Regions from separate parts of the Homo sapiens genome. Here region 1 is linked to region 2. The links are chromatin contacts, found by Hi-C or POLR2A ChIA-PET in ENCODE. All regions are on one chromosome and are shown on one strand. Each heading gives the region's core, a stretch centred on a gene start or an enhancer-like site at or near the end of the contact. The rest is flanking DNA. Distances are from core to core; before and after follow the strand shown. Region 1 overlaps TIAM1 (TIAM Rac1 associated GEF 1). Region 2 has its middle 40 kb from the start of SCAF4.

Region 1 (3,169 bases), core at 551-3,050, 570 kb before region 2:
TGCCCCAACTTCTTGTCTCTCCAGGCTTTGAACATTCCCTGACATATTACACATTCACATGTATTTTTACTTGTTTCTGCAAACTTGAATACAGGTTCCACCAGAAGCAGAATTGTTTTGGTGTATCCCCAGTGCCTAGAACAGCTAGAGTAGTGCCAGGCATACAAATGCTAAATAAATATTTGCTAGATGATAGCTGGGTGTGGTGGTGGGCAACTCTATTCCCAGCTACTTGGGAGGCTGAGGCAGGAGAATTGCTTGAACCAAGGAGGCAGAGGTTGCAGTGAGCCAAGATCGCGCCACTGCACTCCAGACTGGGCAACAGAACAAAACTTCATCACAGAAAAAAAAAAAAGTGATATCTTTATATTTACAAACCTTAAACTGAAAATCAGCATTTCCTTTTATCCTAAATGAATGTAGGCAACAAACATAGTAATAGTAGCAGTGCCTGTGACTCCGTCACGAATGGAAATCACAGTTATTTTCATATCATGTTTTAGCTGCTGCTAGTGTCTCAAAATATTATTTATGCTCATCGTTACCTCAGAACAGTGGTAGCTATTAGATCTACTGCTAGGTCTTGTAATTTAATGGTCTAGCTATTAGGTCTATGTCTACCTATTAAGCCTTATAATTTAATAAGCTAATAAATAAGAACATATATTACCAATAATTCAAAAAATATTTTTGAGAACTATTTCAATATATTTAGGGCACAGGTAAGCCTATGTATTCTATTTTACGCGATTGAAAATATCATTCTGAGAAGGGGTCTGGAGGCTCCACCAGGCTACCAAAAGTATCCAAAGGACAAAATAATTAAGAACCTTGGTTGAAACAGAGGTTTTGCAAGACTGTGGCATTTGCATCCTTACAGATCTATGGGCTGGAGACCTTCTGCAACAGGCCAAGAAATAATACCATGGTCTCCCTGTACTTAAGATTCTTTTAAAATACATATATAGCTATCTGCATACAAAAATTGTAGATCCAAACAGACTAAAGAGACCACACAATGGGCAAGGCTTAAAAATAATGAGTCCATACAATTTCAAAAACTATGTCTGAAGTACCTATACCTCTTATGTGAAAAATATGAGGAACATGGAACCTGGTTAGGCATGATCCCTATAATTCAGGATGCAAAATACTCATTAACCCCAAGATGCAAAATATATAATCTAATAACTCTTCTAGTGTTAGCAGGAAAGCACTTCCCTTTTTTAAGTAAGAAAAAAGGGTTTTCTTTCCTTTACTCATACAGCAGCACCAAGACTGGCCTTTTCCCCAGGCCAGAAAAAGAATACATCAGCCCTCTCTGTTAAATGTACTGAACACAGAACAGTTACTGATTTAAGTGATAGTTGGAAAAGGGCTCATTATTTTGATAATCTTCTATTGCATAACGTGCTATAAGTGTTACAAAAGCACACGCTCTCTTACATTTCCTTAAAAGCCCTTAAAGGGGCACAAGGTAACTTTTCAGATAACAGAAATGTTCCAAAGCATGATCACAGCAGTGGAAACAAGACTGTATACATTTGTCAAAACTCATTGGATTGTGTCCTTAAAGTTGGCAAGAGTTTCCTTAAATGTAAAGTATACCTCAATAAAGTTGACTAAAAACACAATTTCCTACTCATTTTTAAATCATGCTTCCCTTTTCCAAAAAGAGAATAATACTTGGGTTTAAATGTTCAGTTCCGCTTTCTGTGGTGAAACCCTCTCTGAAGTCACTGTTATTCACACATCCATGGCAAGCAGTCAGAGCCCCCAGAGGAATGACTAAGAACAGAGAGAGCACAGGAACTCCAAAATAGAGGCGCCTTGCTCCCAAAATGTTTCTTTCCTGGAACTGACAAACGCACCACTTTGCTAAAGAGCAAAGAGCTTGTCACTGGGCTTACTGCAATAACAACCATTGTAATTTACCAAGTAAGCATATTATCTCTAATCTTTGTAAAATCCTAGAAATTAAGTATTAGCATTTCATTTTTTTTTCTTGGCTAGTTCCATATGATTAGTAAGCAGGTCTGATTCAGAACCCCAGTCCCATAAGTATGTTCAAACTCAAATATATGTAAATGTCCCCGAGAAGCTATATAAATACAGTTCCAAAAGACTAGGACATAGATGGCAGCTTTTTTCACCCAACAAGATTTGATCCAGCAGTTTCAACATGGCTACGGATGTCACACAAAATTAGAATTAGCACTGTTTTCTGTAACAACAACCAGCTGATTTTTAAGTCACCAATTAAAATAAAAGACTGGCCGTGCGCAGTGGCTCACGCCTGTAATTCCAGCACTTTGGGAGACTGAGGTGGGAGGATCACTTGAGCCCAGGAGTTCAAGACCAGCCTGGGCAACAAAGCAGGATCCTGTCTCTACAAAAAAAAAAAAAATTAAAAAATAAAAGTTCGTCAGCCATGGAGCTGCGTGCCTGTGGTTCCAGTTACTCAGGAGGCTGGCACAGGAGGACCACTTAAGCCCAGTAGTTCAAGGTTGAGGTGAGCTATGATCACACCACTGTACTCCATCCAGCCTCGGTGACAGAGTGAGATCCTGTCTCTAAACAACAAAATAAAAATACTAAAATACAATAAAATAAAAGATTGCCAATGCAAGGAAAGCTAGTATTATAATAATGACTAAAGTTCTATCTAAGAGATAGCTCTAGATTTTGATTTGTCATGATAGCACTGCACTGCTTCGTGCGTAAACAAAGGTGATCATTCCACTCTGGAATACTGAGCTAAGTAGGGCCATCTCCACCAACTTAAGGGCTATGAATGAAGCTCATTTATTTTTGAACTCGTTCCACTCCACCAACTACAATTAACACGAGAACACTCATAATTTGAAGATAATCTCCCATAAAGTGTGCTTGGACAACAGTCATAACATTACCAGCTCATAGATGTCTTCCTCGGGCTGTGGAACATAGAGCTGCATTTTGTTTTCTATTAGAAATTTCAGGCGCAGGTAATGAGCAGAATGATCCAGTTGATGTGTCTGGGACAAAAAAGAAAGAAAGAAAGAAAATGTCTGTTCAATAGTAAATAGGCACAATTAGTTCTCCACCAACATACGATGTATTCCTATGACCAATAGAGTTTGTTGTTGTTGTTGTTGTTGTTTTGAGATGGAGTTTCACTCTTGTTGCC
Region 2 (3,021 bases), core at 469-2,968:
GAGTCTCGCTCTGTCACCTAGGCTGGAGTATAGTGGCGCACGTCGGCTCACTGCAAGCTCCGCCTCCCAGGTTCACGCCATTCTCCTGCCTCAGCCTCCGAAGTAGCTGGGACTACAGGCGCCCGCCACCACGCCCAGCTAATTTTTTGTATTTTTAGTAGAGACGGGGTTTCACCATGTTAGCCAGGATGGTCTCGATCTCCTGACCTCATGATCTGCCTGCCTCGGCCTCACAAAGTGCTGGGATTACAGGCGTGAACCACCGCGCCTGGCCTTCATCAACTAATTCTTTTGGTAAATGAATTTCTGCTTAAACCAGGCCAAGACCTTTCTTTATAAGAAGCCAGGCCAGTGAATCAGGGAGTGAGATCAGAGGAAAGGAAGTCTCCCTTTTGTGTCTTTAAGTCATGTATTGTGCCGTGACTAGCTGGAAAAGCTGCAAAATAGTATAATAGAAGCTGTATATATCAGCAATAGCAAGGATTACTTGTCTGAGAACCTGGTTTGTGCCAGGCACTGACCTTGATGCTTTTCATACATTGCTTCATTGAATACTCATAAAAGCTACCACACAGGTGTGATTCTCCCTATTTTACAGATGCATCAGCTGAGGCTCTGTGCGGTAAATAAGTTGTTCAATGACAGAGACCAAGTAAGTGGCCAAGTCAGGACTCATATCCGTCTTCCTGACTTCGAGCTTGAATTCCCTTCTACCATACCTTATAAAAAGAATTCAGCAGCCTGAGGTTCAAGGTTCAGCTGCATGATATTGAGAATTCATTTAGTTTCTCTGAGCCGCCATCTCCTTATTTGTGGAATGGAGATAATGATGACACTGATTGATGCTCAGCTCCTCACAGAGTTATTGTAAAGACAAGTGAGAGAATGACTATGTGTTTTGCAAGTGATTAAATTCACAAACACAAGTCACTTTACTTACAGTATACTGGAGACACTTACATTAGGCTTTTAAACATTTATATATATATGTATATATATTTTTTGATACAGGGTCTCACTTTGTCACCCAGGCTGGACTGCAGTGGTGCAATCTTGGCTCACTGCAGCCTAGACCTCCAGGACTCAAGAGGTCAGATCCTCCCAACTCAGCCTCCTGAGTAGCTGGGACTACAGGTGTGTGCCACCATGCCTGGCTAATTTTTTTTGTATTTTTTTGTAGAGATGGGGTCTCGCCATGTTACTCAGGCTAGTCTTGAACTCCTAAGCTCAAGTGATCCATCCACCACGGCCTCGCAAAGTGCTAGGATTATACGTGTGAGCCACCGCTCCTGGCCAGACTTTTTTTTTTTATTTAAAAAACTTTATTTTTAAACTTTAATTTTTGAGACAGGGTCTCACTCTGTCACCCATGCTGGGTTGCAGTGGTGTGATCATGGCTTACTGCAACCTTGACTTTTTGGGCTCAAGGGGTCCTCCTGCCTTAGCCTCCCAAGTAGCTTGGGCTACAGGCATGTGCCACCACGCCTAGCTAATTAAAAAAAATTTTTTTTGTAGAGACGGTGTCTTGCCATGTTGCCTAGGCTGGTCTCGAACTTCTGGGCTCAAGCTCCCACCTTGGACTCCCAGTGTTGGAATTACAGGTGTGAGTCAATGCGTTGGGCCGCATTAAACTTTAAAGTTTCTGAATTTGAGGACACGACTTTATGACAGGCAACCTCTCAGTTTTTCAGAATAGAAATAATCCTTTCAGTCACATGAGAGAACAGTGTCTTCTATTTTAAGTAGTCAACTTTCTCTTTAGTGTTGTTTGTATGTGGGCAAACCCTACCCAAGTTTCTGTTCCTGAAATCAATTTCTTAATTTGCATTAGGCAAAAGTGTTGCATAAGCTTATTTTATTATCATCCAGCTTTTTATAGATCTTTGCTGAGAGACAATACGGGCTTGTTGAAAGAGGCCCTGTTTGACTGTCCCAAGCCCTGGGATGGAGTCCTAGCCCTGGCACTTAGCAGCTGTGGGATCGTGGGTGAACTACTTCACCTCCCTGCTTCTCAGGCCTCTACATCTGCAAAGTGAGAACAAGGGGAGCTCTTTCCCTAAGGGCCCTTTCACTGTACTACTTAAAAATGATTGCAAAGAGTCTTGCGTTAAGCAAAACTGAACACCTGCTGTAAATGTCTGCACCTCAGCAACATGACCCACAGTAGAATCTATATTTAGTTGCATTTGGATAATCTTCCTTTCCCCTTTTGCTTTAGCACTTTCTACCTTCAATTATTTCTTTATTACAGCAATGCCCCCTTTTTGCTCTACTGATGTGGGTGAGATGCAAATGGGCCTTTTGAGACTCTTGCTGTGTCCCCTGGGCCCCAGATGGACAGATGGGAGACAGAACGATTGTGGAGTACATCTTGGAGCTGACAGGTTTTGGGGGCAGGAAGTGTTAGTCAACACATGAGAAAAATGGGGTAAACAGCTGGAAAAGGCTGAGCATTAGCTGACAGGCTCTTTAGCCAACTGTCCTAGGACTGGATCAGGGCCTTGTGCATGGTGGGAGAGGCACCTAGGACCTGTGGAAAGGACAGGAAGCCAGACCCAAGAAGCCTCAGGCTGCAACCTGGCCCTCAGTTATTATCACAAAACTTACAAAGGTGTGAGCCTCGTGAATCAGCTGCAATAGATTGTTGCCTTGAGGACAAGACAGTCTAAACAACTAAAAATTAGCCAGGTGTGGTGGCTCATGCTTGTTATCTCAGGGCTTCAGGAGGCTAAGGCAGGAGGATTGCTTGAGGCCAGAAGTTCAAGACGAGCCTGAGCAACACAGTGAGAGCCCCCCCCCAACCCCCCACCCCTCAACTTCTACAAAAAAATTTAAAAATTAGCTGGGCATGGTGGTGCACACTTGTAGTCCTAGCTACTTGGGAGGCTGAGGTGGGAGAATTGCTTGAGCCCAGGAGTTTGAGGTTGCAGTGAGTTATGATTGTGTCACTGGACTCCAGCCTGGGCAACAGAGCAAGACTCTGACTCAAAAAAAAAAAAAAACAAACCCAAAAAGCAAAAA

The links. A loop is a pair of places that touch in the nucleus more often than their neighbours do. ChIA-PET counts read pairs that join two places held with the same protein, here RNA polymerase II (POLR2A). Pooled maps may share reads with other maps.
Region 1: a loop to region 2 is called in a pooled map, with 4 times the contacts of the local background. The contact joins two enhancer-like sites. A Hi-C loop is called at or near these places in 3 of 37 single-sample maps with no recorded cell type and 3 of 50 pooled maps. POLR2A ChIA-PET finds 5 or more read pairs at or near these places in 1 of 52 experiments (activated CD8-positive, alpha-beta T cell).

What each region holds. Positions count from the first base shown.
Region 1 is chr21:31,199,996-31,203,164 of GRCh38, forward strand. TIAM1 (TIAM Rac1 associated GEF 1) reads right to left here. Exons shown (of 28, transcript NM_001353694.2): 12 at 2,913-3,017. Among named protein-coding and RNA genes, the nearest start is that of TIAM1, 140 kb to the right of the region's middle. Within about 2 kb of position 1,801, at least 3 of the 41 ENCODE cell types and tissues checked have a DNase peak (open chromatin) inside an H3K27ac peak, as active enhancers do.
Region 2 is chr21:31,771,038-31,774,058 of GRCh38, forward strand. No RefSeq gene overlaps it. Among named protein-coding and RNA genes, the nearest start is that of SCAF4, 40 kb to the left of the region's middle. RefSeq lists an enhancer at 1,787-2,076. Within about 2 kb of position 1,719, at least 3 of the 41 ENCODE cell types and tissues checked have a DNase peak (open chromatin) inside an H3K27ac peak, as active enhancers do.